2 separate regions of the Homo sapiens genome follow, and region 1 is linked to region 2. A link is a loop called in an ENCODE intact Hi-C map of the cell type or tissue named here. Cell type or tissue: dorsolateral prefrontal cortex. All regions are shown on one strand. Links, peaks and the distances in the headings refer to the core of each region. The heading gives the core; the rest is flanking DNA. Region 1 overlaps SLC38A3 (solute carrier family 38 member 3). Region 2 holds the start of BSN (bassoon presynaptic cytomatrix protein).

Region 1 (14,665 bases), core at 3,483-11,482, 660 kb before region 2:
ATAGCAAAACACAGGGCCTGTGGAATCAGAAGTCAGGGTCAGGTCCGAGGTCAGGGCAGTTCCCTTAGCCCCATACCAGCCCACCGGCCTCCAGGCCCCTCGCACCAGGATTTTGGGGGTGGATCTTGCAGGCTCCTTCTCCGTGGGCATGATTCGGAAGTAGAAGATGGCAGGGAAGATGAAGATGAGGAATGGGGCAGATGTGGCACCTGCAAAGAACAAGACATGGCCACTGCTGGCTCATATCCTCCTACTGACTAAGGTTCGGGGGTGGACTCTTCAATGAGATCAAACACTCCTTGTTGAGGGAGTTTCATGTTGAGACCACTGGAGAGCTCTGCCTGATTCTAGCCCACCAGCCTCTCCCCCTTGTTCTCCATCCATGAGGATAGAAGGCTGGTGATGTTGGTGTCAGAAGAATGTCAGCCAATGAAGCTAGCAATGAGGAAAGGCAAATCAAGAGATGGAGAGAGATGAGGGCTTAAGGGTATTGGGCTCCAGGCTGCAGCTATACTTGAAGGCTTCTCCGTTATTTGAGCCAGTGGATTCCTTTCTGCTTAATTCATTTCGAGTTGGATTTCGGACATAGAGAACGAAGAGTGCTGTCCGTGATATCCATGACACTCAGCCCCCAGGTCTGTTTGTCAGTCCTGGCAGAGTTTGTTAGTCCTCTGAGTTGGATCACCCCAAAGACATTTCAGAATTGTCTGCTCTACCAGCTGAGAGCCCCATCTGGAATGAGGCAGTGGATGGAGCATCAAACTTGGAGTCCAGTGATCCTGGGGCTGAATCAAGCCCAAGGCTCCTATTCACCAGCTGTGTGGCCCTGCTGCTCCTTTAATCACTCTGAACTTTAGTTTCCTGACATGTGAAATGTGGACAAGACCCAGTGAGATCCTTTGAGGCGGCCTCTGATCCCTGGGATCCACCCCTGTCCTCCAGCAAGGGGGACTGACTCAGTGGCTCTGAGCCCTGAAAAGGGATTAGAATAGCCTATGGACAAAAGCTCAGATGGAAGGCCAAACTGTGCACATGGCCACTGCACTTAATGTAGGGTGTAAGCTCAGGAATCTGCCAGGATTTGCAGAGTTGAAATCCTCTGGGGCAATACCCTGCTTCCACAGCAGGGCCAGACCCTCACCGATGACCCCAAAGATGCCCAGGATGTTGGGGGCAAAGATGACCAGCAGGTTGATACAAGTGAGCAGGCCAACGGCAATAAGCACATGCCGCAGCCAGCTGAACTCCTGGTTTGGAAACAGCATCTGCTGGATGGCGCGGCGCACCTGGGGGGCAGGTGAGAAGAATCATCAGCCTGTTGGCCCCATCAGCCCCTCCCGCCACTAGTCTAGCCACCTGCCCACCAGCTCACCGGGAACAGAACGATGGGCACTGTGAGCGTGACTGCTGTCAGCACGGCCACGCGCACACACAGGATCAGGACGTCAAACGGGTCCACCTTGCTGTAGGTGTGCAGCAGCTCCGACTCCACCCCGTCTGTGGCAGGCAGGGAGGGTGGTCAGTAGGTGGCCCCAGGAAGGAGGTGGGATCTGAGCTGCCTAGGGGACCCCAACACTGTGGGGATTGGCATGCAGACTCACCTCCACAGCGGCAAGGCACAGCCAGGCACCACACGCCTCGGTATGGAGGGCACCATGGCCACAACCAGCCCCTTCCCCCCAGCCTAGCCTAGGCCTCTGCCCACCGGTGCCACCGTACTGTAGAAGGTGAGGTAGCCGAAGAGGGCAGCCAGGAAGTACATGATGTACATGACAGCGATGGACAGGTTGGAGATGTGCTGCATCTTCTTCTTGGAGGGGCTGTGGGGAAGTGGGGGGGTGGGTGTTGGTGACAAGCTGGGTAACATTGGGAGACCCCCATGTGCCCCAAGCTCTCTCTGGCACCATACTTTCACCATTCAGCATCTGAGGGAGTCTCCTTCTTGCTCATAATCACCTCTCATGGCTGCCAAGGACATCTCAGATAAAGTGACTTGGCTCCTGTCACTCCCCTCTCCACATTCAGGACCACATCCATTCTCCCCAAACCAGCTCAGGGCATCCCCACCCCCACTCCCAGCCACAGACACCTACTCCTTGAGCTCAGTATAGATGGGCAGCACCTCGGGGTGGCAGACGAAGGCGAAGGCCATGATGGGGATGGTGTATGCTGTCTGGGGAAACACGGGGCTGTGTCAAGGCAGTCTGCCACTCTCATTGGGCCCCCGCCTTGCCCTGACCTGTCAGAACCTGTGAGTTGAGCGTGAAGTAGCTGGGAGTGCAGAAGGCTGAAGCCTCAGGCTCGACCTGCAGCTGCACCTTCTCCTTCACGATCTCCACGTGGCTGAAGTTGCCTGTGGTGTTGTTGAAGTTGGGGGGCAGTGGGCAGGGCACGTGGAACTTTTTGTAGATGACCTGGAGTGGGGAGGGATGAGGGTGTCAGAGACTCCCAGGCTGGACTGCCTGGGAAGTCACCATGAAGCCACATCTAGATCAGGACTGGTGGAGCTGCCTTCTGGCCCAGGCTTCCCAGAGACACCTGCCCCCTCCTGATGACAGGGAACTCCCCCAGGAGACCCGCTGCCCGCTTTCTCAGCCAACATGGAGGGTGACTCACTGCAATTAGGAAGAACACCATGCAGCTAAGAGAGAAGCCGCTGGAGTAGCCCAGGTAGCCTGCAAAGTGGAGGGAGCACTCTGAGACCTGGGGCCCCTCCCATGGTGTATGCCTCCAACATCCCCTCCAAGGCTCTGACCCTTCCACACTCACCAAGCTGCCGCATCAGTGCCAGGGGCAGAATGATGGTGACAGAGACAAGGATTACCAGGTAGTTCCCGTTCATGTACCAGTCCCTGCAGGGACATGAGTCGGGAGCCAGGGTCAGAATCCATTCAGCCTGGGATGGGGCCCCTGCCTCCCTCTGCTGGAGTTACCAATGGTGCCACTGAGTGACATCTGAAGAATGTTTGTCCACAGCTCTGAGTCTCACTTTCCCCATCTGCAAAATGGGCATGCCCAGCTGGGCGCGGTGGTTCACGCCTGTAATCCCAGCACTTTGGGAGGCTGAGGTGGGTGGATCATCAGGTCAGGAGTTCGAGACCAGCCTGACCAACATGGTGAAACCCCATCTCTACTAAAAATACAAAAAAATTAGCCGGGCATGGTGGCACACGCCTATAATCTCAGCTACTCAGGAGACTGAGGCAGGAGAATCACAAGAACCCGGGAGGCAGAGGTTGCAGTGAGCCAAGATTGTGCCACTGTACTCCAGCCTGGGCGACTGAGCGAGACTCCGTCTCACAAACAAAACAAAACAAAACAAAACAAAACAAAGGGCGTGCCTTCAGTACTGTCCTTCAGGGTGACATGAGAACTAAGGTTCCAGCCTGGCACACAGCTCATGCTCAGGACCCTCTCTATTGTAGGCACTGCTGTTGCTTTTCTCAGGATACACAGGTCTGGGCCCAGCCTTTGGATGGAGGTGGGTGGGAGGAGGAAGAGGGACCTGGTTCTAGAGGGAGGTGGTATTTTCCACGGGGGTTTCTGGCACTTGCAATAACCTGTGCTCCTTGCGGTTCCTTCTGGCATCTGGGCCTTGCCTCATCCGGCCCCCTCCTCTACCCACCAGGAATGGATACGGGGCACAGAGAAACAAGGGGATAAGGGCCAGGACCATCCTCAAAGGCAAGCCCTGAGGCCAACTCCTTGGGAAAGGCCCAGGGCCCCAGCGGCAGAATCCTGGCTCTCCCTCTTGCCGGAGCTACTCTCAGCCTCCCAGCCCCTCTGCTTGCTCGGGCTGGGCTGTCAAGAGCAGGGCCTGGCTGTGTCCCCTCTGTCCCACAAAACACGTTTGATGCCCAGTCAATGCTGGCTAAAGTGATAGGCAACTGGGACACCTGGGCTTAATATCTTGGTTGGGGGGGGCAACCCCATGGTCAGGAATAGCAGGCGCTTAGAGCTAAGCCTGAGCCTCCCACGCTCACAGGCTGGGTCCGGGGTGAGGAGAGGCCCAGCTTCCTCAGCTGCACCCTGCCCCTAGCCCCACAAGCCCCTTCTGGAGGGGGGTCTCCAAGGTGCTTCCCAAGTGAGTGTGAACTGAATGCTGGCTCTGCGGGCAACTCTCCCCACTCCACCAGCTTCTTGTCTGCTTTGTCTTGTCTCTCCCACCAGCCCAGCCTGGGCCCCCCCACCCTCACCCAGCCCCACCCCACCCCACCCCTCCTCACTGCACCGCACCCCTCCCCTCCCCTCCCCACGCCAGGGCTCACGAGGTTTTCTCCTCCAGGTTCAGGAAGGTCTGTATGACAAGTGGCAGCTCAGACTTGATGATGTACAGGTAGCTGGACATGGCTGTGGGGAGAGGGGCGGGCAGGCAGGCGCTGAGGTCAGCCCAACCAGCCAGCTTTCAGGGCTGTCCACCTCCCTACTGCCTGCCCCTGCCCACTGCTCTTACCTCCGATGTTCTGGAGCGTGATGGCCAGGGCTGCTGCCAGCTTTCCTGGGGTCCCAAAGGCACGGTAGCCCAGCTGCTCATAGGCACGGATGCCTGCAGGAGCAGGGTCAAGAAGTCAGGAGCTTGTCCCAGTTTACCCACCAGCTCCCGCCCATTCCAGGCTGGTGTGAGGCTCACCCACGACCCCTGAGGACTTGAGTAGCAGGTGGATGGAGTAGCTGGAGAGCAAGGCGACAGCTGTCAACAGGAACCTGGGGACACATGGGAAGATGGAAGAAAAAGAGGCCACTGGGGGGCTACCGTGGCTGGCAGAGGGTGAGGGGCTCTGGGAGGCCTGGGGGTGGAGGGTCTGTGACCTGGGTGTCTGGACTCCCAACAGGTATGGATGCCAGCTCAGCAGGCCCCAGGGGTGATGAACACCACCCCCTTTGATCCAGGGTGCGACACACCCCAGAAGGGGCCCTCTGGGTCAAGAGTGTCCCTGTGACTGCCCTCTGAGCACGTCCTCCTCTTGAGTCCTTGAAACAAACATGTTTTCCATTCTGGCTTCAGGGCAGAGCCCCCAGCCAAAGGACACGTGTGCCCACACAAGGCCTGGCCGTGGGGCTTGGCCATCACGTGTAAGGTGCCAAAAGGACAGTCTCTGGCCTGTAAGACCGGCCTGTGTTGTGACCTCAGTCGGTTTACTGGGCAGTGAGGTATATTTGTTTGGCTGTGGATGTTTTTTTCAGCCGCGGTTTGTTAGTGTAAGAAGTGCCCACCCACTGCAGCCTGGATGCTGGGACAGGGAACTGGCGGGTCCTGGGAGGTCATGATTGGTGGCTTGCTTAGGGCCCCTATCTTTAGAAGTTTCTCTGAGGGCACTCACAGGAAAAGGATAATGCCCGTATTGGCCATGGCATAGGCGAGTCCCAGGATGCCGCTGCCCATGATGGCATTGCTGAGGTTGAACACTGACATCCCGAATGATGTCTTCCCCTCGAACTGCAGGCACCAGAATGGGACGGGGAGGGTGGGAGGAGTCAGCAAGGGACAGGGGCATCGCAGCCTTCCCCTGACTGTCCCTCAGCCTCCCACTGCTGCCAGAGACCACCTCATTACTGCATCCAAGCTCCCCACAGTGTCCCCTAAAACCCGTTGCTGCCCTGCTCACGTCAGTGAAGTGTGGCTCCTTGCTGGGACTTTTCTGTAGGAAGCTCTTGCCCTCCATACAGCTCCGTGCAGGGTCCTCGACCCTGTAGGCACAGGTCAGGGTGGGTGGCTCAGCTCCAGCCCTTTGCTCTGTATCCCTGCCCTGCCCTGTCTTCAGCCACCACTGGGTCCCTCTGGTACTCACCTCTGGTTGCCTGCCATGGGGGTGATGACCGGGAGCAGCCCCTCTGAGTGTTTGCCATTGGGCACCAGCTCCACCATCTCTGTCTGCAAAGGCGCCTCCATGGCTCAGGGCACACCACCAGGAGCACTGGTCTCACACCAACAGTCAGATGTCTGCAGAGCAGCCGGTCCCTCTGGTTAGCCCCGTTACTTGGGCCTACGGCCTAGCCTCCTACCTGAGGCCTGCAGCCATAGCACACCTCCCAGATGGTCACTCGGGGCATATCCACACATGCAGCTCTGCCTACTGCCTCCCTGGGATCTGCTGTTGGGGGAATCCAGCTCAGACACCTGAGTTCCTAGGACGTTCTGATGGGACACCCTAGCCAGTACATAATGCACTTCTTACATGCACACCCGTCCAGGCAAGCCCTTAGGGTCTCGGTTTCACCATCTGTGAAGTGACGGTCATCTGGATGACCCGAGTTCAGAGCCCAGTGGCACCAGCATCCCCAGATGCTCAGTCCCAGGCCCCCAGACTTCACTCTGGGTATGTACCCAGGACAGACTTCTCCTCCTTGACATCAATAGTGGGAGATGGTTTCCTGCACTGGCCCTGTGTCCAGGGGCCTCCTGCCCAACCTAGAATGGCACTGCCCGACGGCTGGAGGCCTCGGGAGAGGGTGAGGGCTGTGGGCCCTGTTCCCAGCCGCCCGGCGGGCACTGCTGGCAGCCAGAACAAAGAGCCCTCTGTGGGCTGAGAGCTGGCGCTGGGAACGGCAGGCGCAGAGGCTGTCCCCCCTCCCCAGAGCCAGGATGCCTGAGGCGGTGCTGGGTGGCTGGACACCTGGGCCCTTCCCGCCTGGCTGCAGCAAAGGGCCCTCAGGGGGCCTTCCAGGAAACGGGTGCTCCAGGGCCAGTTCTCTGTGCCACACACACCTCACCCTCCACACAGTCCTGGCCTCAGGGCCATGTTTTTTTCCAAGCCTCTCCTCCACTGCCAGGCAGGGAACCCCCAACCCTCAGGGGCCCGCTGTCCAGGAGTGGACCCTTTGAACAGACCCCCATTTCCTAGGGCCCCAGGCCAGGAGCTCAGGCCCTTGGCCGGCTGTAGAGGAGCCTGGGTCACCAGATCAGTCTCCCTTCTCTGCTCTCAGGGCTTGGCCCTGCTGGGCCTCAAAGGAACCAGCTCTCCTTCCTCCACCACCCCTGCCCGCTGCCCAGACAACTCACTGGCCCCTCTCTCCCATCACTGGGTCCAGGAATTGCCTACCTCATAACCAGAGGTGGCTGGGCATAGTGCCCCCAGGTTCTGTAAGGACACCCTGAAGGCCAGCCTGGCCAGGAGGAGAGCTGAGGCCAGAGTGGAGACCAGTGAGGGGGGCAGCCCTGCCAGGCAGGACAGCCAGAACCTGGTCCTGAATCCGTGGTGCCCTCTCTGATGGAGAACCCTGAATTCTGCCCTGAACCCCCCATCCCCACTCCGGCCCCTGATGGTCTCAGGTCTGCCCTTGAATCTGGAGCACTGGGGAACTCAAACGTAGCACTCAGGGCTAGGGGTGAACAAGAGAGGCTGGGCTCAGGCCTCAGGCCTGGTGCCCCTGGAGGCAGCAGAGGTCACAGCAGCCTCTGGCCTCTCTGGTCAGAGGACTCCCTCCCTGCACTGCCCCAGGCAGCCCCAGGCCAGAGTTCAGATTCTGGCACCTGGATCCTGGAGACCCCACACATGGCACTCTTGCATCCCTCAAACCTGCCTCTCCTTCTGATGCAAGCATCTTACCTCCTCTCCTCCCAGACCCACCTACTCGGGACTATAACAATGTTAGCATCTCTTATTGAGCCTTCTCCCCTGACCCCAGGGTTGCCTAGGTCCACATGTCCTCATGCCCCTGCCCTAAGCCTTGCCATCAGCATCCCTCCAAGTGTCCCACCTGGGTATAGAGGTGCCAGTGCTGGCGTCCAGAGCTACTCCAGAGTCCCCCCTGCACTCAGCTGGGGGTGCCCTCTCTCGGCCCCCTGCCCTGGGCAGGCTGGGACAGGCCCTCAGAGTGTGCTGAGCTGGCAGTCTGGACAAAACACCCTTCTCTGCCCTAATATCCTTCTGTAGCAGCCAGGCACTGCCTCCAGGGAGACCACAGTCTGTGGCATGGGCCGTGGGAGGTGTCTGAGGTCTGAGCTCCAGATTCCCCATCCCCCCTGCAGTAGCTGGGCCTAGACCTTTGGGGCCTGGTAGCTATTACTCAATCATGATCAGTCATTGCTGGGTCTTGGGCAGGCCTGAGATCCCAGAAAGGATTTAGAATATCTCTCCTTAAGTGACCTCCAGCCTGGAAGAGACAAATCCCCCCAGATAGCACCCTCATCACTACTCTATAGCTCCTGCTGCAACTGAGTGTGAGCCACATAATGCTGGGTCTCAAAAAAGAGGATGGGGGTGCCGGGCGCAGTGGCTCACGCCTGTAATACCAGCACTTTGGGAGGCCGAGGAGAGCAGGATCACCTGAGGTCAGGAGTTTGAGACTAGCCTGACCAACATGGAAAAACCCCATCTCTACTAAAAATACAAAATTAGCCGGGCTGGTGGCGCATGCCTGTAATCCCAGCTACGCAGGAGGCTGAGGCAGGAGAATTGCTTGAACCCAGGAGGTGGAGGTTGCAGTGAGCTGAGATTGCGCCATTGCACTCCAGCCTGGGCAACAAGAGCCAAACTCCATCTCAAAAAAAAAGAAAAAAAAAAAAAAAAAAAAAAAAAAAGGATGGGGGCATCAAGGAAGACTTCCTGGAGGAGGTGCGAAGCCAGTACTAAAATTCCAGTAGGCACCCTGGGGTGTCAAACAGGAAAGAGTGTACCAGGCAGAGAGCACAGCATAGGCAGAGGCCCTGAGGTGCAGTACGAGGCAAGCTGTAAGCGTTGAAGGAAGGTTCTGTGGCAACAGACAAACCTGATACAGCTGTAAAGGCCAGGTCTAGGAGTCTGGACTTTGGTCCAGGGCAGGGAGGAGGGCTGGGGGCTGGGGGCCAGGGTGAGGATTAGCACTGGCCTGGCATGGAGCCCCCAGCCATTCCCTGAGGCTGCCAGCCCATTTTTGACAGCTCCTACCCCTCAGGCCTGTGGCCTCCCAGGCTCCTTTGTATCCGGGAATCGGAATCGGGGTAAACTCAGGGAAGGGCTCCTGCATAAGAAAGGCTGCCAGCAGAGCCTGATCCCCTGTGGTGAAAGCCCAGAGTAGACCCTCTAGGGCTGGGCTTGGCCCTGCCTCACTGTGTGGCCAGGGGCAGGGTACTCCCCAGCTCAGGACCTCAGTGTATCCCTGTCCTCTAGGGGTCCCGTGAGGCTTGGTCAAAGCTGGGGATGAGTGAGGAGCCTCCCCAAAGCCTTCATCCCCAGAACAGTCCATGGGTGCCCAGAGAGTGGCCAGGAGCTAGGGTGGGGAGATCACGGTGGCCTTGGGCAGGTCATCAGAATGGCATCTGTCATGGATGTAGTGTGAACCCGGGCAGTAAATCAATGGCCCAGGCCATTGCCCTGGGACCTGTTTGTTTTCCTGGGAGATAAGGGCCAGGAGGGGCCAGGAGCCACAGGGATGGCGCAGCAGGTAACGCCCGCCCACGCGAACATCACCTGGTGAGAATTCATCAGGCACACCTCGGCAGGTGTTGAGTTTGGCTAATTAAAGATTTTGAGCCCCAGGAACCCAGGCCACTTCAGGGCGGCTGATGCAAGCAGCTACAGGAAGCACAGCTCTCTGCCCAGGGATCAAGGTCCTTGGAGTCCCCAGGACTCTGAGCCTTGCTTTCCTTCCCCATGCTCAGGAACATAAGTGGGTCTGGGTCGGCAGTAGTGAGCTGGTGACAGGGAGGCCTTCGCACTCTTTTTACCTTGGTGACGACTTGCACCAGTGGAGGCACAGACCCTCTGGAGCTTATTGCTGAGGCCCAGGCTACCTGACCTCCGCCAAGATCTCAGGAGAGAGACAGCTGGCCTGGCTTGAGGGTCCATCGTGATTATCCCTGGGGGCTCAGGGGTGAGGGCTGCCCCCAGTTCCAGCTCAGCTCATTTTTACCACTCCCCTCCTTGGCTGAGACAGGGTGCCCCCCTCCTAAGTCTGGTACCCATCTGGACAGCTACCCCTCTGTCCACCTGCTCCTCCAGGCTTCAGAGGGAAGATGCCCCCTACTAGGAGAAGGTGTTAGTAAGGGGGGAAACCAGATCCAATGGAGACATTTGGACTGCATGTTCTCAAGGCACAGCCATAGGAATTGGTGGTAGCTGATTGCTGGGGTCAGGGGTCTAGGGACAAAGCAGGTGGGAGGAGGGTGTTAGAACAGGGAAAAGACACCTCTTACCCTCCTCTAGACCCATGTTTTCATGTCCTCCTCATCAACAACACAACAGTGCAAGTGGCCAGTGTGTGGCCAACACTGGGCTAATACTGAAGAAGTGACATGCAGGCGGGGGCATATCCAGGGGAAGGCAGATGGCCCAGAGAACTGAACTACCGGCCATGTTAATCCTCAGCCCCCAGCTCCCTGGCCTTGGGATCTAGGGTCTGTGGCTCTGTGTTCTGGGCATCCGGAGGTGTCTAGGAGGATCTGAGAGACCCAGCTGGGGCCGGAAGGTAGACTTTCCTGTGGCCGGGTACATTTTCTTTTTTTTTCTTGTTTTTTTTTTTTGAGACGGAGTCTTGCTCTGTCACCCAGGCTGGAGTGCAGTGGCGTGATCTCGGCTCACTGCAACCTCCGCCTCCTGGGTTCACACCTTTCTCCTGCCTCAGCTTCCCGAGTAGCTGGGACTACAGGCGCCCGCCACCACGCCCAGCTAATTTTTTGTATTTTTTAGTAGAGACGGGGTTTCACCATGTTAGCCAGGATGGTCTCGATCTCCTGACCTCGTGATCCACCCACCTTGGCCTCCCAAAGTGCTGGGATTACAGGCTTGAGCCACTGCGCCCGGCCATGGCCAGGTACGTTTTCTAACAGATGCTTGTAGCTGGGCCTAACCTTAGGCACCTCAGCCTCCCTTCCCACCCAGCCCTGGACCCTCCTTGCTCAGGCTGCCACCCATAGAGGTTGCAGTCAGAAGCTCTTGGTTCACGAGTGGGCTAGAGCAACAGCAGCCCCCACCTCACCCATTGCCAGCCTGCTGAGAAGGACGTGCAGCCGGAGGCCCAGCTGAGGCAAAGGACAGGACATCACGTGACTGTGGCCCCCCAGGGGCAGGGGAGACCCTGCGCCAGCCAGCCCATTCTCCTCCCTGCTGACCCGGAATCCCCTGGAGGCGGCCAAATATTTAGACAGCCGGACTTCTGGCCCCAAAGCAAGCTGAAGCACAGGCCTCGGGCAGTTCAGGACTCATCAGAGAGTCCGATGGGGGGCTAAAGTCAAGGTCGGCCTGGAGGAGGGGAGACATCCAACATCAGGAAGAAAAGGCAGAGGGAGGGAAGAGAGATAGACAGGGACAGAGCAGGGAGAGAAAACACAGTCATTAGCTCCATGCGTCCATGCATACTGATCCACACACAGAGACAGACAGACAGAGATGCAGCGGCCCAGGGTGACAGGGAAATGCAGATGCACACAGAGGGACACAGACAGAAAAACACACAGACAAAAACCACATGCAGATAGCGGACAGACATTTAGACAGGAGACAGACAGCGACAGAAACAACCAGGGAGGTGAGAAACAGAGTGAGCACCCAGTCAGAGACAGCCAAATGGAGGAAGAGACAGACAACAAGACAGCAAGAGACAGCTGTAAGGCCGGGCATGGTGGCTCACGCCTGTAATCCCAGCACTTTGGGAGGCCGAGGCGGGCAGATCACCTGAGCCCAGGAGTTTGAGACCAGCCTGGCCAACATGGTGAAACCCCATCTCTACTAAAAATACAAAAATTATCCAGGCATGGTGGCAGGTGCCTGTAATCCCAGCTACTCGGGAGGCTGAGGCAGGAGAACTGCTTGAACCTGGGAGGCAGAGGCTACAGTGAACCAAGATCACGCCGCTGCACTCCAGCCTGGGTAACACAGCGAGACCCTATCTCAAAAAAAAAAAAAAAAAAAGAGAGAAAGCTGAAGAAAAAGAGAGCCCCAGAAAGAGCGAGAAGGGGAGAGGGAGCCAGGGGGCCCAGCTGAGGGGGCAGTAGGCCCAATGGGCACTGCCAAGATGGCCAGGCAGAACCCTGGAGGACCCCACAAAAAGGCTGCTGCACCTCCAGGTCCCCACAGAGCAGGTTATGCCCCTACCAACCAGGTGCTATGACACCCAGAGGCTGGGGCTGAGCCCACTAGGGCCACAAGGCCAGGCCCAACTGGAAAGCTCAGATATCCCTGGTCCAGCACCCAGGACTTGTCTACCTGAGCAATGGAAAATACATGTGGAGATGATGGTCAGTCGGAGTGACCCCCATTCCCAGCAGCCATGCACGTGTGCAGACGTGCTGGCTGAGAGGCTGTGTACAGGACGTGGCCCGCAGAGCGGAAATTCAAAACCAAGCCACCCCAGGCCACTGGCCGGAAAGCCCCTCCTGCCCAGCAGCTGGTCCTTCCCTTTGGCCCCCAGAAGCCCCGCCTGGTCCTCTAGAGCCCCACCCTGTTCTCCTATGTCTGTCCTACCACCCAGAGTCAAAGGCCTACCCTTCACCCACTAGACAAGAGTGTACCCCGGGCACACAGTAGGTGCTCAGCAAATGTTAAATGAATGGAATGGCCGGGCGCGGTGGCTTAGACTTGTAATTCCAGCACTTTGGGAGGCCAAGGCAGGCAGACTGCTTGAGGTCAGGAGTCCGAGACCAGTCTGGACAACATGATGAAACCCTGTCTCTACCAAAAATACAAAAAAAATTACCCAGGCTTGATGTTGCACACTTGCGGTCCTGGCTACTCAGAAGGCTGAGGTGGGAGAATTGCTTGGGCCTGGGAGGCGGCGGTTGCAGTGAGGCGAGATTGTGCCACTGCACTCCAGCTTGGGCAACAGAGTGAGACCCCACCTCAAAAAATGAAAAAAATAAAAAAAATAAACGAATGGAATGCATTTGAGGCCCTCGGCAAGCCCTCTTACCTGCTCCAAGTGAGGCCTGGCCCCTGGCCATGTCTACACTAAAACATCCTCCCACTGGGTCCCAATTCTACTATAGCATAGACTGCACATTCCACCTCAGCTTTCTGTTCACAGAGACACCAAAACTGCACCTCCCTGGTGGCCCACCCCACACCACTCCCCTCCAAATATGTTTCCCTCTCAAACTGGATGCTTGTCCTCACACCCAGCCCAGACTTCCAGGGTGTGTCCAGTTCAGCTTAAAATCCTTCTCTGACTCAACCCAGAGACCATGAACCACCCAGCCAGTCTTGTTGTGCCTCAGTTTCTCCAACTGTCCAGGGCTTCAAGGCTACTTGCTAGGGCAGTGGCACAAGGACAGGAGCAACCAGTTGTCATGATCTGGCAACCTGGAGCCCTGGACTGGTGTGGGGACCATTTGTGACATGGGCCAAAAAAACCAGCACACAACAAGGAGTGGCTTGAGAAGCCAGCGAAGACATGGGTCCCATGGGCCCAGGCAGAACAAAATTCTGAGATACAGACTCCTACCCTCCCCAGAGATTCAGCCCCCTGCTCCCAATGTCAAGAAATCAGATTCCCATTTCTGGTTTCAGTCATTCCAGCCCTCTCAGAGACGTGCCAGGCTTGGCCTCTTCCAGTCCTGATCCCTCCCGTCAGTGATGCTTCTTGCAGGAAGGGTACCGTGGCTGTGCCGAATTTCCCCCATTCAAAATGGAACCATCTTTGGGTCTCTTTAGCTTTCTATCCCCCAGACTGAGAGCCCCGAGGGATGTGCTTCCTTTCCAGAAGGAAATGAGCCCCATCCCAGACCTTTTACAGAACAGAACAGGAAGGGGTGAAAGGTCCAAGGGCCTTTTCCAGGGGCAGCTCTGTGGCCAGAGTCGGTCATGGAAGAAAGGACAGGGTTGGCAGGCTGAAGGAAGGATGGGCATGAGTGGGGAAGTCCTCCATGGTGTTCCTCAGGGCTCAAGAGCCTTTGACTTAGCCTTTCTCAGACCTGTTTGAGAGCCCATACCTGGACTCAGGACTCAGGTCCCCGTGGGGGGAAAAGGGCGGGTCCCCGCAGGTCCCTCCCCTGGCCTCCCCCTGCCTGGGTGTAAACAAACGCACGCATTTGCTGTGGCCAATCGAAGGGGCCAACCGGGCGGGGGCGGGCTCTTGCAAACCAAGTCTTGGTTCCTTCTCTCCGCCGTGCGCTGCGCGGGCTCTAACTTACACCCTACCCAGCGCCAGGTGGGGAGGAGCTCGCACGGCGCCCCGGCCTCAGGTCAGGGAGCCACTCGCGCCCTGCGCCCGCTGTGCCCGCTGGCTCCTCTGCAAATGGCACCGGCTCTGGGACCAGCATGTACCCCGCGGCCCCTCAGGCGGCCCGGCCCGATCTGCCCTCAAGCCCTTGTCCGGAGCAGCCGAGATAAATATACCCGGATTCCCATCGTGCCAGCCGGGCTGCTCTGCCTGTCAGGCGCCCGTCGGGGCAGCGCTCCAGGGACTGCTCCAGGCCCCTCTTGGGTCCTCCCCTCGGGCCCTCTCCAGCCTGCCCCATGGGCCCTGCCTCAGGAAGCCTGTGGTGTGCCGCCCGAGCCCCCAACAAGGCGTCCTGTGGTCCCAGCCCCGGGTGCCGCCGACCTCCTGCTGTACCTCGCAGCCCCGCCGAGAGGCCCTAAGGCGACGACGTGTCCCTCCCGGTACCCCCAGGGCCCTGCTTAAGCTCGGCGCTGAGTCCCGACTGGCAGGTCCCCAAGACCAGCGCCTGGAGCGCGCGGGGCTTTGGCTCGCCGGAGGCTGGGGCGCCTGCCCGGGTCAGGACGGTAGAGGAGAGCTGCCCAGAGCCCGGCTA
Region 2 (14,665 bases), core at 3,143-11,142:
GAGGCTCTTGGATCTCCTCAGTGTTTGGGACCAAGATCCAAAAGCCATCCCTTCTATTTCCCCTCAGGGAAAATCTCTTCTTCACCGTTGGCCCTGACAGCAGCCTCACCCACTTTAGGGGCAACCAGGCCTCTCCAGGCCATTCAAGATTTGATCTGATCCTGGGGTGATCTAGAGCTCCCTGGAGGCTTCCCATGTGCCTCCATGTGACCCTCTTGTTAGAAAGAAGTAGGGGCCCCAGGTCTCTGCTAGAGCAAAGCTCTCTTTAGAACCCTATGTGCCCGTAAAGACGAATAATAGGAAGGAGAGATCACAGCAGCCCTGTGGCCAGCCTGGGAGCCCAAGGCACAACACAGATGTGTCAGGGAGTATCCCATTCCACAGCAGAGCTGACCAGAACCTAAAATATAAGACAAATGGGCCAAGAGAATGCTAGGGGGCAACAGACCCCCACTAGAAGCCCGATCTGTACAGAAGGAACCACAGAGAGTGAGACACCAAAATTCTATCACCCCTACCACAGGCAGGAGCCCACAGGCCAGTGTCCCAATTCACTCCACAGCTTCAACCACTGTGCTAGTGAGAGGAGATGGCAGAGGTCCCTCCAGAAAAGGAGCTCGGGCAAGTGCTACAAATGCAGGATCAATACCAGCATGACATGCTCCTGGCACCAAATGAAAGGACTGAGCAGGAGTCCCCCACAGCTAGATTGTTCACCAAGTCCCAGCTTACCCAGAGGGCCTCATGTCCTAAAGTGACAGTCAGCCCTTGCTGTAGGCATGCAGGGCTTAGCCACCATTTTACCATTTAAAAAGTCAGTCCCCAGGCAGTAAGTAAAGTCAGGACAGGCAGGGCCTGCAGAAGCTGAATGGCCAAGCAGGTGGAATAAGAAATAAAACACCTAGCAGAATGTCTGTGATGAGGCAGTCATTCAGTAATGGTAGTCATAACTGCTATTACAGTGTTGCCAACCTACCTTCACAGTTAGCCCCAACTTACTGCACATGGCCCACAGGCTCCAGCAACAGGTTCCCCTCACATAGCCCACACATAGTAGGTCTGGCCTTCCACACCCCCACAACTAACAAGAGGAAAGGGCCCAATTCAGAAATGCAGGACCTGTGATAAGGGGAAAGATTTATTAAGCCCCCAAATGTGAGTAGGAGGCTTCCTACTCACATATGCAGGGAGGGCTCCCCCACACTGGGGTGAAAGGCATGACTTTTCTGGGGGAAAAAAAAAACAACTTTCCTCTGAAAGCTTTGACTTCTTAAACTCAGAACCAAACTGACTCAGAGGAAGGAGATCTTTAGAAAAGGAACAGAAAAGTGGTCCACTGCATTGTTCTTTGGCTCCCAATTAGCCCAAACCCTGGTTCTGCTTTCAGTGAACTCTCAGCCTCTCCATGTCTGAAGCCTTCAATAAACTCTTTTTTAAAAAGCTAGAATTTCTTGACCAAAAGAATAAAATTTGAATCTGATTAGCTTCTAGACAGAATTCTCAGTTTACAAGAAAAACATGGGACAGAGGAACATCTTAAATGACACCACAGGGATGCAATCAGCATAATCCTGAATATGAGAAACCACAGGACAAATGTCATAGTTCTCTAATAATAAACTGCAAGGAGCAAAAAGGAGAGAAAATACATAAAGAAACTAGACAGATGCATCAGACAAATTCAATGTGTAGACCCTGTTTAGATCACAATTCAAACCAATAATAAAAGTAAATTCATAAGACAATCAGAAAAGTAGAATCCTGACTGAATATTTGCTGAGTTTAAGAAGAGATCATTATCTTATTTAGATGTGGCTGTGGTGCTGTGGTTATGTTCATGCAAAGCCCTTATTTCTTGGAAATACAAACTGAAATACTGATGATGAAATTTTGGGATGTCTGGAATTTGCTTCTCTAGGGGGTAGGATGTGAGAGAGATAAATTAAACTCAATTGGCCATAAGTTGATGATGGCAGTGGCTAAGCAATGGGAACACAAAAGTTCATTAGACCATTTCCTCTACTTTCATGTATGTTTGAAATTTTCCATAGTAAAAAAAAAATGTTTAAGATAGCATTTCTCGGCCAGGCACAGTGGCTCATGCCTGTAATCCCAGCACTTTGGGAGGCTGAGGCGGGCAGATCACCTGAGCTCAGGAGTTTGAGACCAGCCTGGCCAACATGGTGAAACCCCGTCTCTACTAAAAATACAAAAATTAGCTGGGTCTGGTGGTGGGTGCCTGTAATACCAGCTACTCAGGAGGCTGAGGCAGGAGAATCGCTTGAACCCGGGAGGCAGAGGTTGCAGTGACCCGAGATCGCGCCACTGCACTCCAGCCTGGGCGACAGAGCAAGACTCTGTCTCAAAAAACAAAAAACAAACAAACAAAAGACAGTATTTCTCCTCCTAATGTCTCCATTACATTTTTACATTTTTTAAATCAACAGCACCTTATTAGTCTTAATGATGCTGTGAGCAACTGTATTATCAAAAGTAGCCTGCTTTCCCTGGAGAAATGCAAAAATGGTTGCCCTCTGGGTAAAATTTTGACATCGTCACCATTCAGATGTAAGGTCACTTTAATTCACACTCCATGACATACCCTCTGTGAGATCCAGCCACTGGGGACAAAGAAGATCTCTAAGTGACAAAGGAGCATTATTTCCAGACCTGGCAATTATGTCCTTTCATTTTATCTTTACAAGTTAGTGCCAGATTTTTCTAGAGGCTGAGTTGGCTGATATAATGTAACAAGTCTGACTAATCCCAGACCAGAGATACTATGCCTGACAAATCCATTTTGAAAAAGGAATTCGGGGTATGGTTCTCAGAGCAGCCTTGCCCACCTTCCAGTAAACAACCAGGTTCTCTGTGCCTAGCTGCCTTTGGCTTAGGGTGTCTGTCTCAATAACATATGGGCCAGGAGTGAAGAGAGGCGACTTTGGCATTGATTACGCATTCTGATGGGCAATGATGGAGAAGGGCCTCTGTTGGCTTTGCCCTGGCTTTCCCCCACCACCCTGCACTCAGCCTCATTCTCTGCTCACTGTCCCTGCCTGTGTAGACCACATTCTTTATGCCATTTATCTCTATCTCTACCTCTCTTAACCCAGTCATTTTTCCAGCCTTACATCTCTACCTCTCCTAAAGCTTAGCTGTGCCTCTCCACTCTTCCCAATTAACAACCCTGTAAGCACTGCTTATTTGACATTTCTCAGATACTGAGCTGCCCACAGTGTCTCTCTTAGGGTTCTTCCATGATTTGGCTCTTCAAGAGCTATCTGACCAACCAGTCTGTGAGGTGCTGAAGGACAGGGAAGCACTATATATCCTTTCCATACCATCCACAAAGCCAATAACTGTGCTTGCTCTTGACAGCTGACAAATACACCTTAGCTGATCGACTAGATATCAATTTGCAAACATCAAAACATGTGCAAGTTGGGCCGGGTGCAGTGGCTCCCGCCTGTAATCCCAGCACTTTGGGAGGCCGAGGCAGGTAGATCACAAGGTTAGGAGATCGAGACCACGGTGAAATCCCATCTCTACTAAAAGTACAAAAAATTAGCTGGGTGCGGTGGTGGGCGCCTGCAGTCCCAGCTACTCGGGAGGCTGAGGCAGGAGAATGGCGTGAACCCAGAAGGTGGAGCTTGCAGTGAGCGGAGATCGTGCCACTGCACTCCAGCCTGGGCGACAGAGCGAGACTCCAACTCAAAAAAAAAAAAAAAAAAAACTGACAGGTGCAAGTCCACAGAGCTGGTGTAAACTAGACAGGCTGCCACTGGTCTACATGGCTCCTTCGTGTAATTATTTTAAAAAGTACTTTCTGGGGTACTGATAAAGTTCTGTCTTGATCTGGTAGTGTGTCACGAGTGTATGTATAAATAAAATCCCATCAATATGTGTGTTCCACTGTACATTAGGCATATCTCCATAAATAAGTAAATGAATTAACGAGTGAATGATGCCCCTTCATCTAAGAGGATGCAGCCTACACCAGGGCACACAGCTTGGAGAGTGGAGCCTGGGTTAGAGTTCAGCTTTCTCCCAAACCAGCACTCCTTGGAAAAGGCACAGATTATATAATTGTACATGGCCACCCTGACACCAGAAGCAGAGAGCCCTTCCTTGAGGGACTCTCCAATGCCCAAAGCTCCACATCATCCCGACGGGCTAAGAGGCACCACTATGGGTGTGGCAGCACTGCTACTCATGGGATTCAAGTCAGGCTCTTCAGCAGCAAATGCTGGAGCCACCCCCTCACAGAGTCCAACTCAGCTCAGTATGAGGATGAAAAGACTAATTCAGCCTGGGATGACAAGGTAATATGGCAATAGCATTTAACTCCCCCAGAATCATCTCCCTTTTACCTGGCCTTCTACCCACCTCTATGAGGTTTCTGACTGCCCCGAAATTCAAAATCTTACTGAAAGCAAATATGTCTTTGTGCTAATGCTCTTTCCTGAATGCCCAGAAGCACATTCACAGGGCTTTTTCCCCATCAATGGGCCAATCTGTTCAGCAGCATCTTAGAACATGCTAAATTTGGCATCAGGTATCTGAGATGCTCTAGTGAGAGGAAGTAGAAGCCATTGCAATACTAAAGGAGAGATAAGCCATGGAGCTGCTGCTCAGCTGAGGTGCTATGATAAAATGAATATCAGCTGGAGGAGTAAATCCCACCTCCTAATGGTCTCTGGTTCTGAGCTTTGGGGACAAATAGCCAGCTCACCTCCTGAGTCTGATAGTCACAGGACCTCAGCACCACAGGCTCAGGTATGAGCCTTGCCCACAGCCAGGTAAGAGATTGTGTGACTACTAAATCCATCAGGAGTCCGTGGTTCGCCTCACCCACAGCAGTTCATGGGTCTGCCTGCAGCAGAATGTACAGATGAAGTACAAATGAAACACTAAAAAGGCATATGAGCAATAGACATCAGCCTCCTTCCGGTCCCTCTGAGCTGCCCAGGTCTTTCCAGAATTTCATATGATTGGCTCTGCAACATCTGATAAACTACAAGCAGAGCAGCCTGTTTGGTTATCAGAAGAGAAATGACAAATTCCCCATACAGGGAACTCTCAATAACAAGGTGTTTTTCCATTCAGCTACAGAAGCTTTCCCTTGGAAGGAGAACACTAAAGCCTGGGTGAGCCTCCCTCAAGCTAAAACCCAAACAGCAACTCAACATGCAGCAAAATGGACAGTGTTTGCAGTGCTAAGAGCTGTGTGCTATCCAACTGCATTACTATTATAGCTAGTATAAAATGGACAAATCCCACCTCTAAAAAGGATGCTCACAGGCTGACCTGTCTGCCGCAGGTTTCAAGCTACTAACAGCCTTTCATTACTGTTAGTTGTCTAAGAAATGACTTCTGAGGAAATAAACACACAAGAGGCACAGTCGGGCAGCCAAAGAATAAAAAATTATGCGTCCTCAGTTTATGTGCTTCCACACAGAAAAGCCAGGGCAACATATATCAGCAGACCCACATGGAGCTGGAAGCACCTCCCTCCCACCCCCTGGGGGTTTTGCTACTCCCCAAGCCTATTTGGTGCAAAGATAATGCCTTCCATTTTATCGTGTCATCTCTTAGTAGTTTTCCTGAGTTTTCAGTCTACTGACTTATTATATATTGGCATTCCCTTACAGCCTTCATTGCCACTTGACTGTTTTTGCAGGACCTGGGTTGGCATACATTTAAAACAAACTGGTTTCACAGTATTTAATCAGATATGTTCTGTTTAAAGCATTCTGTGTGGGTTTCAGCTTTTCCACTGGTTTGATCTAAATCATAAGGTAACGAGAACATATCTGGTGCTGGATGACTCAATAGCATTTTTGCTTCACCCCAAAATGTTTCCCTAAACCTTGGTGAAAGCACATGATCCTATTAGTATTGTTGGGCCTAAATAAGCACCTCTTGGTGTCCAGTGGGCAATTTTCCTTTCCCCCAAAGGTGATTACAGCCACTAAATGCCCAAGGAAAGCCCAAGACCAAGTTCATGGTTCAACTATTTTCATCTCTCTGTTCCTCGCAGTGACACTTATCTTCCCTGACAGCCACTCCCATTGTGCTGTTTTCTCGGCCCAGCACAATGGACACATGCAGACACCAGCAGACAGGGAGGACGTTTTCCATCCCATTGCTCTCCTGTGCGGAGGGACCAGGTTAAGGTTACATAAGCCCCTCCTGAGCAGTCAGGCCCGAGCGTTGGGGAGAAGCGAATTTGGGGTTCGTGACGGAGTCACGGTCTGCAGGCCCCGACTGACCCTGCGCTCGTCATCCTGCCACGCCAAGGCGGGGCAGCTGGAAAGGAAGGGCCGCTTCCCGCGACCACCCAGTTCACGCCAATCCGGCAGGGTTCAGAGTGCGGCCGGACGTCGAACCTCGCTGTCCACACTAGATCGCGGGATCCTGGGCCCGGGTCCCGGCCTCAGGCTGCAGCTCACCGCCCCCCGGGCGCCGAGACACGCGCTTACCTGCCCGGGCCAGGGCCGGGACCGGGGCCGGGGCCGGGGCCAGGGACCGGTGGTACCGCGGTCGACCGCGCTGCTCCCGCCGCGGGGAGCTGTCCGCCACCGGCCGGTGCTGAAGGCGGCTTTCCTGCGCCGGGGCCGGGGCCGGGGCCCGGGCCGGGGCCGGCGCCGCCGGGCGGCAGCGGCCCGTCGCCAGCGCCGCCCTCCAGGCTGACCTCGTTGCCCATGGCGGGCAGGCGGGCGGGCGGGGTCGGGGTCGCGCTGCGCCCGGGCCGGCGGCTCCCGGGCGGTGCTCACACTCTCGGCGCCGCCGCTGCCGCCGCCATCTCCCAGCTCGGCTCGCGCCGCCGCCTGCCGCTGCGCATGCGCGTCTCGCGCCCCCTTCCCTGCACACGCCCCCCTTCCCCTGTGCGCGCTCCCGCCAGCCTCGGGGTCGCTGGGAAACAGCCGCCGGCGCCCGCGCATGCGCTGTCCAGGGCCGACGCGGTTGTATCATGCTGAGAAGGAGCCGGGCGGGGGCCGGCGGGGCTGCGAGGGCCCTGTGAGGAGGGGCACCTGCCACTAGAAGCGGCCTCTGGGACGTCGCGCTGAGCCCTGCTTTGGAGTCAGAGGGGCTTTCCGCCTCGGTGAACTCGAGAGTAGCAACTCTCCTCCGGGTAACCGGAGTGCCACAGCGGGCAGGCGTCATAAGGACAGGCCTCGGAGAGGAGAGGGGCTACCCGAGAATGGCCTCAAAAGTATGCATAGGAGTTGGGAAGGCAGAGGAACAAGTGTATTCAGAGACGCAAGGTCGTAGAGGGAAGGAGAGGGAGGGTGCTGGGTGGTCGGGCCGGATTGTGAGGGTCTTTAAGGCCAGCTGGGGAGTGGAGCCTTTATCCAGATGGCGATGGGAACCATCTGGGATTCACACTGAGGAACTGGGAGTCTCAGGAAGCGCCCCGGGCACAGATGGAAGGTGTGACAGGGCTGTGTGAAGCCAGCTGGGAGGCCACCTCAGTCAGCCCTGGGAGAGTGACCTTGGGGATGGAAAAGAGGACTTGATGGTTCTCAGGCCTGGAGCTGTCTCGATGCGGGGCCGCAGGTTGCCTCTGCATTACCCTGAGAGCTTTCCAAATTACTTCCCCGCTCCCTCACATTTACAGCCGGTTTCTGCCCGCTACTCAGGATTGTCTGCCGTGGTGGCTTCTCACACAAGCCTGTACTTTCCTGTGGGAGAATATTTCCTAGGAGCCTATATTCCAGTTCATCTCTGACGTCATAAATCATGACTGTGTAGAAAGGCGTGAGTAACTTGAACCCATTTTACAAACCCATTCAATTCTCCTAATGTTGCGAAATATATCACATAGGGTGTTAGCAGTTCTAACTGAACCTAGAATAATCCAGGGATCCCAGTGAATGCTGATAGCCAGCCTGCTGGACAGACCGGTGGCTGTGTCAGTTCTTGTGAGGAGGGGCCAGGACCCTCCCTGGGCCTTCCCCTGTGCACTCCGAGCTGCTCCTCCCGACCTCTGGGATGGAGCAAGTAAGAGAAAGAGGAAATGCAGAGCCCCCACTTCCTGATATTTTCTCCTGACTTCATACCTCCCGTTTTCACGCTAAACTGCCTGGCCCCTCTGGGATGACCTAGGATGAAGAGAGCCTCTCTTCCTGCAGATGATGGTCCTTGCTGTGTTTCCTCCTGTGCTGCAGGATGTTTGATACAGCTTCGTGAGTGGTGACTACATGTGCACATTTAGGCTCCAAAAGAGTCTGCACCTCAGCCCCGATAGGACCCTTGGCAACTGACTTAGGCTCACTGAGCCTCCATTTCCTATTCTGCAAAGTTAGAATCTTAGTAGCTCCTCGAATATGGGGGATTGTAAGGGTAGAGTGGCTGATGTAGATATTTTATTTTTTATTCATTTTATTTTTTTTATTTTTATTTTTTGGAGACAGACTCTCGCTCTGTCACCCAGGCTGGAGTACAGTGGTGTGATCTCGGCTCACTGCAACCTCCACCTCCCGGATTCAAATGATTCTCCTGCCTCAGCCTCCCTAGTAGCTGGGATTACAGGTGCCCACCACCACACCTGGCTAGTTTTTGTATTTTTAGTAGAGATGGGATTTCACCATGTTGGCCAGGTTGGTCTTGAACTCCTGACCTCTGGTGATCCTCCCACCTCGGCCTCCCAAAGTGCTGGGATTACAGGCATGAGTCAATGCACCCAGCCTGATGTAGGTAAAACACCAGGACAAGTGCCTGGTATACTTATGACAACTCTGTTATTAGTTGTCTCCCTGGTGATGGTCTGGGATGTGGCGGTCTTGTGCCATATATTTCCTCCTGGGGAAGAATATGCTCACAAACACTATGGGCAGGCCAGTGGCCTGACCTTGTCCCAACCCAGGCTGTTATAGCTTCACAGACCCCAGTCAGTGTGGGTTGGGCTACTTGAAACAGGGGAAAGGATGTTTATTTTTTTGTTTTTGTAGAAACCACAGGAGCTATGGCTTTCCACAGATTTAAATCAACATGCCTCTGGTTCCTGTGTGGTTAATTAGCTCTACCCAGCCTGCAGGCTTGGGGAGTTGCCCTCCTCAGAGTGGATTCCTGGCTGTTAGCAGACCTCCAGGGTCTTTGCTGCCCTGGTGACAAAGGGCACAGCACAGTGGACCCAGGAGACCTGAAAATGTGGGTTAGAGGTGCCCCTCCTCTCCTCTCAAACTCTCCCAGTTCTGTTTCCTTTGAGGAGCATCCCCAGGAACATGCCTGCCCTGTGTTCATTCACCCTTGACATTCAGCCCAGGGACTCTTGTGGACCATGGGATGGTATTGGCCTCTGGTTATCTGGGGCTCTGATTCAATCTCCCATTTCCATTCACTGTCCCAGAGGCTGTTTACCTCCTTTTGATCTAGACTGGGGCTCCTCAACAGCAGGACCTTGTCTGACTGGTCCTATCCCCTGGGCTGGCCTTCAGCAGGCCCTCTGGGGCTCATGGTTGTGCTGGCTTCTCCATGACGCTCTGAGCATTTCCCTCACCTGCGCTTCTAAAGGGCCCACCAATCACCAGGCTTAAAAGCACTCAGAGAGATCTTTGGCTTTAGCTGCTGAGCTAATAAGTAACAGGGAGAGTGCTGGGATTGCATCTGGTTTCTCCTCATGGAGGGGTTGTTGATGAGCTCTCTTCACTCATCCAGGAAAATTCACTAGGCTTGACTATGCTTTATGACAAATGAATAAACAAATCTTTCAGTTTATGCAAGCCAGCTGTGTGGTGTGTCAAGTATCATGTCCTCCTGGGTCCAACTGCTGCCCCACCAGGGACAGGATAGACCTAGAGACCCTGCAGGAGTTTCCCAGTCCCCTAAGCTTCACTTGCTGAAATATCTTCTTCCCACTTCAGCATAACATGTGACACATGGCAGCCATTTTGGAGATGGCCAGATGAGAGGACAATCAATCCACATGCCTAAATGGAACCAACAGACATGTGCCAGCTTGCTTCTCCAGCCTATGTTCTCAGACACTTGTAGAAGACCAGAGGGAAAATGGAATCAGAAAAAACAGCAACAACAACAAAAAGCCATCCAGGGCCATGCACAGTGGCTCACTCCTGTAATCCCAACAGTTTGGGAGGCCAAGGCAGGTGGATTGCTTGAGCTCAGCAGTTTAAGACCAGCCTGGGCAACATGGCGAAACCCTTTCTCTACTAAATACAAAAACTAGCTGGGTGTGGTGGCATGCACCTGTAGTCCCAGCTACTCGGGAGGCTGAGGTGGGAGGATCACCTGAGCCTGGGAGGTTGAAGCTGCAGTGAGCTGTGATGGTGCCACTGCACTCCCACCTGGGTGACAGAGCAAGACCCTGTCTCAAAAAAACAAAACTAAACAAAAAAATCCATGTGGGAAAAGGCCCAATCAGAGCCAACTCACTGCTGGGATTAGTAGAAATGATTAGTCACCAGAAGGCAAATCGTGGAAGAATGAAGAGATGACAGGACCTCAGGAACTACACCCAGAGGTGTAGTTGTGCCGTAGGCAAAGCATCATGCCGGTCATCCCCAAGAAAGGGAGAAGGGGTAGAGCTCAGACTCTTCCCTGCTTCCCCATAAGTCCAGTTTACCCTGGGCTGATCCTTTCAGCATGGCAGCCTCCGTGGGGAGGCACGAGATCCAAAGATGAAGATGTCTATGGGGGTGAAGAAGAATGGCAAACTTTGCAGGCAAGAGTAGGCATTAGAGAGATCAGAGGAGGAAGACAATAGAGAAGGATGACACAGGACAGGCTGTATCTAGAGGATATAATGCCATGGACTTTGGACTATTCCAGAGAGGCTGAGAGACCTGTCTCCTGCCTACAAGGCTCCTTGAACTCTGCACCCTTCTTTTTGCTAAAGTGCTGCTGAGGCCTGTCTCACTTCCCAATGAAAAGCAACTCAGGAAATTGGCTTCCTGCCCCACTCCTTCTTTGGGAGAGAGAAACAGAACTGAAGAGGAAGGAAGGAAGCCCAAAGAAACAGAGGCTTTCTTTCCTGGCTGAGATTTGTTGGCACTGCCCACTAACATAGAGAATAAGGTGGTTCCCTAAGCGAGCCTTAAGCTGGCATGAGGCTACAAACAAGTGATTGTATCTTCGTTCTGCTCAGCAGCCTACCTGGGCTGGCCTGGACAACCTCAATTGTATACTGAGGTCTTAAGCTGGCCATGGCCCTTGGTAAAGCAGGAGAAAGGAATAAGGCTGGAAGGTACAGAATTTGCTTGATGCCTTGCCTACATAATTCCTTTGCTGTTGCAACTGGCAACTCTTTGCTTGCATTATATGAAAAAAAGGCGGTAAAAAATTGTCAGAAATGTTTGCCACCAGCCTAACCCCACTGCCCATGCATTGCTCCCAAGAAAGCTAATTAAGGCCCATTGCTATTAGAGTTACATGATTCTGAAGGCTTGTTATGACAAGAAAAAATAATGAAGACATGGTTCCTCCAAGTCATAAGCATCCAAGTCAAAACATACTGCATCCCAGGCGAGTGTGGTGGCTCACGCCTGTAATCCCAGCACTTCGGGAGGCCAAGGCAGCCGGATCACGAGGTCAGGAGTTCGAGACCAGCCTTGCCAAGATGATGAAACCCCGTCTCTACTAAAAATACAAAAATTAGCCAGGCATGGTGGCGGGCGCCTGTACTCCCAGCTACTCAGGAAGCTGAGGCAGGAGAATCGCTTGAAACCGGGAGGCGGAGGTTGCAATGAGCCGAGATCACACCACTGCACTGTACCCTGGGCGTCAGAGCAAGACTCCATCTCAAAAAAAAAAGAAAAAAACATCCTGCATCCCTTGTTCCTTTGTGTTCCCCTAGACAAGCCTCTGGGCTGGCTTTGCCTATCTCATGCATGCAGGCAGTCATCCTCCTTTGGCCAGTGCATACCTGACTCCTACTCAGTGCCAGGCCTGGAGAAGACTGTGAGACCTGCCCTTGAGGAGTTCTGTTTGCAGGAAGAGAGTGATAGGCACACAAATTATTTCCAATAAACTACAGAAAATGTCACCAGAATCTCTATTGTGATCATGTCCCCCACCCATGTCTGTTTCATAGATTGGGGGAGAACAGGCCCGGGTGGAAAGTCATGCACTTATGCCCTCTCCTGACCAGCCCACATGTCCTACCCCAGCCAACAGTGGTTCAGGCATGACTCTGACTGCTCATGGGAAAGAGCAGCTTGCTCAGCCCCTCCATCAGACTCAGTTCTGCATGTCTTTAGGGAAGTCTCTCAGAGAGGTCCTTACCTCCCGACTCCTCTGTGGCTCTTCTACTGCAAACCCAAGGACACTTCTGAGAATCACCCTTTACCATCAGGAATCTCAGGCCACGGGACATAGCCACTCTCTCCACTGAGCTCTATCTCTGTCCTAATCAGAATGGATTGTAGTAGGGGCTTGTTTGTTCTATCATCTTTACCAAGTGCCCAGGGAGCTCCCAGAAGCCACTGGAAAAGCTTCTGCCTTCCAGGAAAGATAGAATGGGGTAGGGAATGAGTCCCTGATAGTGAAGCAAGAGCCTTGTGGCAAGGAGAAAGGTCCATAGTGCCAGACACGGTGGCTCATGCCTGTAATTCCAGTAATTTGGGAGGCTGAGGTGGGCAAATGGCTTGAGCCCAGGAGTTCAAGACCAGCCTAACAACATAGTGAAACCCATCTCTACAAAAAATACAAAATTAGCCAGGTGTGGTGGCATAAGCCTGTAGTCACAGCTACTCAGGAGGCTGAGGCGGGAGGATCACTTGAGACTGGCAGGCAGAGGTTGCAGCGAGCTGAGATCGTGCCACTGCACTCCAGCTTGGGCAATAGAGTGAGACTCTGTCTCACAAACAAAAAATTGGCACTTTTTGAGCTCTAGGATGAGGACAGCACTGTGCCAGGCCCACAGGATACAGCAGAAACCAAGACTGCTAAACTCTTCTGCCCTCACTGAGCTTGTGATCTCGAAGTCTGGTCTTTGCCTGTCTGCTGCTCAAACCAGGCCCTGAACCTGGAGAGCTTGACTTCTGGCCCTCAGTACAGGACCACTACCCTGCCCTATAGTGGTGGGTGTAGTCACAGCATCACCAGGCCAGGCCATGAGCACTAAAATCATACTCAGGCATCAGGGTTGTCTGAGGAGAACCCCTCTTGGCTCCTCCAGGTTCTGGGCTGGGTGGTAGCAGGTATCAGTCAGGTAGCCACATCTGGGTTACCACAGCTATGTATGTATTAAAAAACCCCTCCAGCTGGAAGGCCTGGCATGGACATCAGCTTTCTGAGAAGGCAGTCTTTCTGACAATGAGCTGACAGTACAGACTGAAAATTCCTTTTAAGGCTGGGCAAGGGACATCATCTGCTACCAAGAGAACAAGAAAGGTCACATATTCAGCTGAGATTCCAACCAGGCCCACCTTCCATCTCCAGCTCTGCTCCAGGGATCTTCTTGGGGCTCACAGGGTTGGCACATTCGTCTCCTAGCCCTGCATGATCATGAGCCTCTCTGAGGAGGATGGAGTTCCAGGAGTAAGCTCATGTGCTGCCTGAACCCAGGGCAGGGTTTGGGGCACAGTGATTGCTGAGTCAGAGCCACTGGGGTCACACTCAGTACCTTTTCAGCCTCTCATATGCATTCTAATCATTACTTTGGACACAGGAAGGCAGAGTTACCCCCTGCCCCAAGCATACCATGTGCTCCTCAAAGAAGTCCAGGAATACACATCTTCAGCATCCCCCAGGAAACTGTTAGGAAGATGCATAGGAAGAGAGCAAGAGACAGGAGGAAACTCAACAGCCAAACAGGTTTATTTACAGGAATAAGCCTGCGAGGCGTCCCAGTCAGGAGTCTGCCTGAGACCCTGATCGATTACAAGCTGAGGCTTTTATAATAAAGTTTCTACTGGGGAGGGGTTGGGGAAGTGCTGGCTGGCTGGGACTGTTGCGGACTTTTCCAGCTGGGGGTAGATGTAGTTAGGGCTGTTATGCTCTGTTGAAGCTATAGGCAGGGTTGACATTTGCTTTGTTTCTGAGAACACAGTAGCCAAGGTTGTAAAATGGCATAACTATTGTTAGTCCTCATATTCTCCCCCTCTTTGTTTTAATTATCTCTTTGGATAGGGTTTTTAGCAGAGGGGTAGCTACTCGTTCTGACTGCTTCCTGCTGGTTTAGGGGTGATGGTGTGGGGGGAGGTAGCCTTCCTCTGGTGATGAAGTCATTCACTCTTTCTGTGGCAGGAATGCCACCTTTATATGTCCCATTGTGGTGGCCTGAGCAATTGAAGTAACTCTTTCTAAAATGAACTTTTGAAAACAATTTAGTGGCCGGGCGCAGTGGCTCATGCCTGTAATCCCAGCACTTTGGGAGGCCGAGGCGGGTGGATCACGAGGTCAGGAGATCGAGACCATCCTGGCTAACACGGAGAAACCCCATCTCTACTAAAAATACAAATAACTAGCCGGGCATGGTGGCAGGTGCCTGTAGTCCCAGCTACTTGGGAGGCTGAGGCAGGAGAATGGCGTGAACCTGGGAGACAGAGCTTGCAGTGAGCCAAGATCGGGCCACTGCACTCCAGCCTGGGGGACAGAGCAAGACTCCATCTCAAAAAAAAAAACAAAAAGACAACAATTTATCAAGCAGGGTAAAAACAATGAAAGGACTGATGAAAGGGAGTACCCAAGGGAGGAAAGAACT

The links. Peaks named below come from ENCODE experiments on the same cell type or tissue, not always from the same donor. Only the 100,000 strongest peaks of a DNase experiment are listed, where the experiment ranks them.
Region 1: it touches region 2 in a loop (2.3-fold over the local background); 2 of 110 quality-filtered maps call a loop at or near these places.

What each region holds. Positions count from the first base shown.
Region 1 is chr3:50,205,425-50,220,089 of GRCh38, reverse strand. SLC38A3 (solute carrier family 38 member 3) reads right to left here. Exons shown (of 16, transcript NM_006841.6): 2 at 5,790-5,941; 3 at 5,607-5,688; 4 at 5,322-5,437; 5 at 4,631-4,704; 6 at 4,454-4,546; 7 at 4,269-4,350; 8 at 2,770-2,852; 9 at 2,617-2,675; 10 at 2,250-2,414; 11 at 2,094-2,173; 12 at 1,720-1,820; 13 at 1,373-1,497; 14 at 1,142-1,286; 15 at 106-209; 1 more. The coding sequence starts at 5,890. Among named protein-coding and RNA genes, the nearest start is that of SLC38A3, 7.5 kb to the right of the region's middle. RefSeq lists enhancers at 1-48, 418-587, 6,684-7,493, 10,374-10,902 and a silencer at 13,858-13,937. In dorsolateral prefrontal cortex, for the core only: a CTCF peak has its summit at 6,495; a DNase peak (open chromatin) is centred at 6,509; H3K27ac peaks cover 5,101 bases.
Region 2 is chr3:49,546,644-49,561,308 of GRCh38, reverse strand. It overlaps BSN (bassoon presynaptic cytomatrix protein), which reads right to left and starts at 6,832. Exons shown (of 12, transcript NM_003458.4): 1 at 6,483-6,832. The coding sequence starts at 6,706. BSN-DT (BSN divergent transcript) reads left to right here and starts at 6,943. Exons shown (of 3, transcript NR_038866.1): 1 at 6,943-7,268; 2 at 7,622-7,761; 3 at 9,867-12,003. RefSeq lists silencers at 6,445-6,654, 6,725-7,024. In dorsolateral prefrontal cortex, for the core only: a CTCF peak has its summit at 6,946; DNase peaks (open chromatin) are centred at 6,478, 6,928 and 7,483; H3K4me3 peaks cover 4,835 bases; H3K27ac peaks cover 4,159 bases.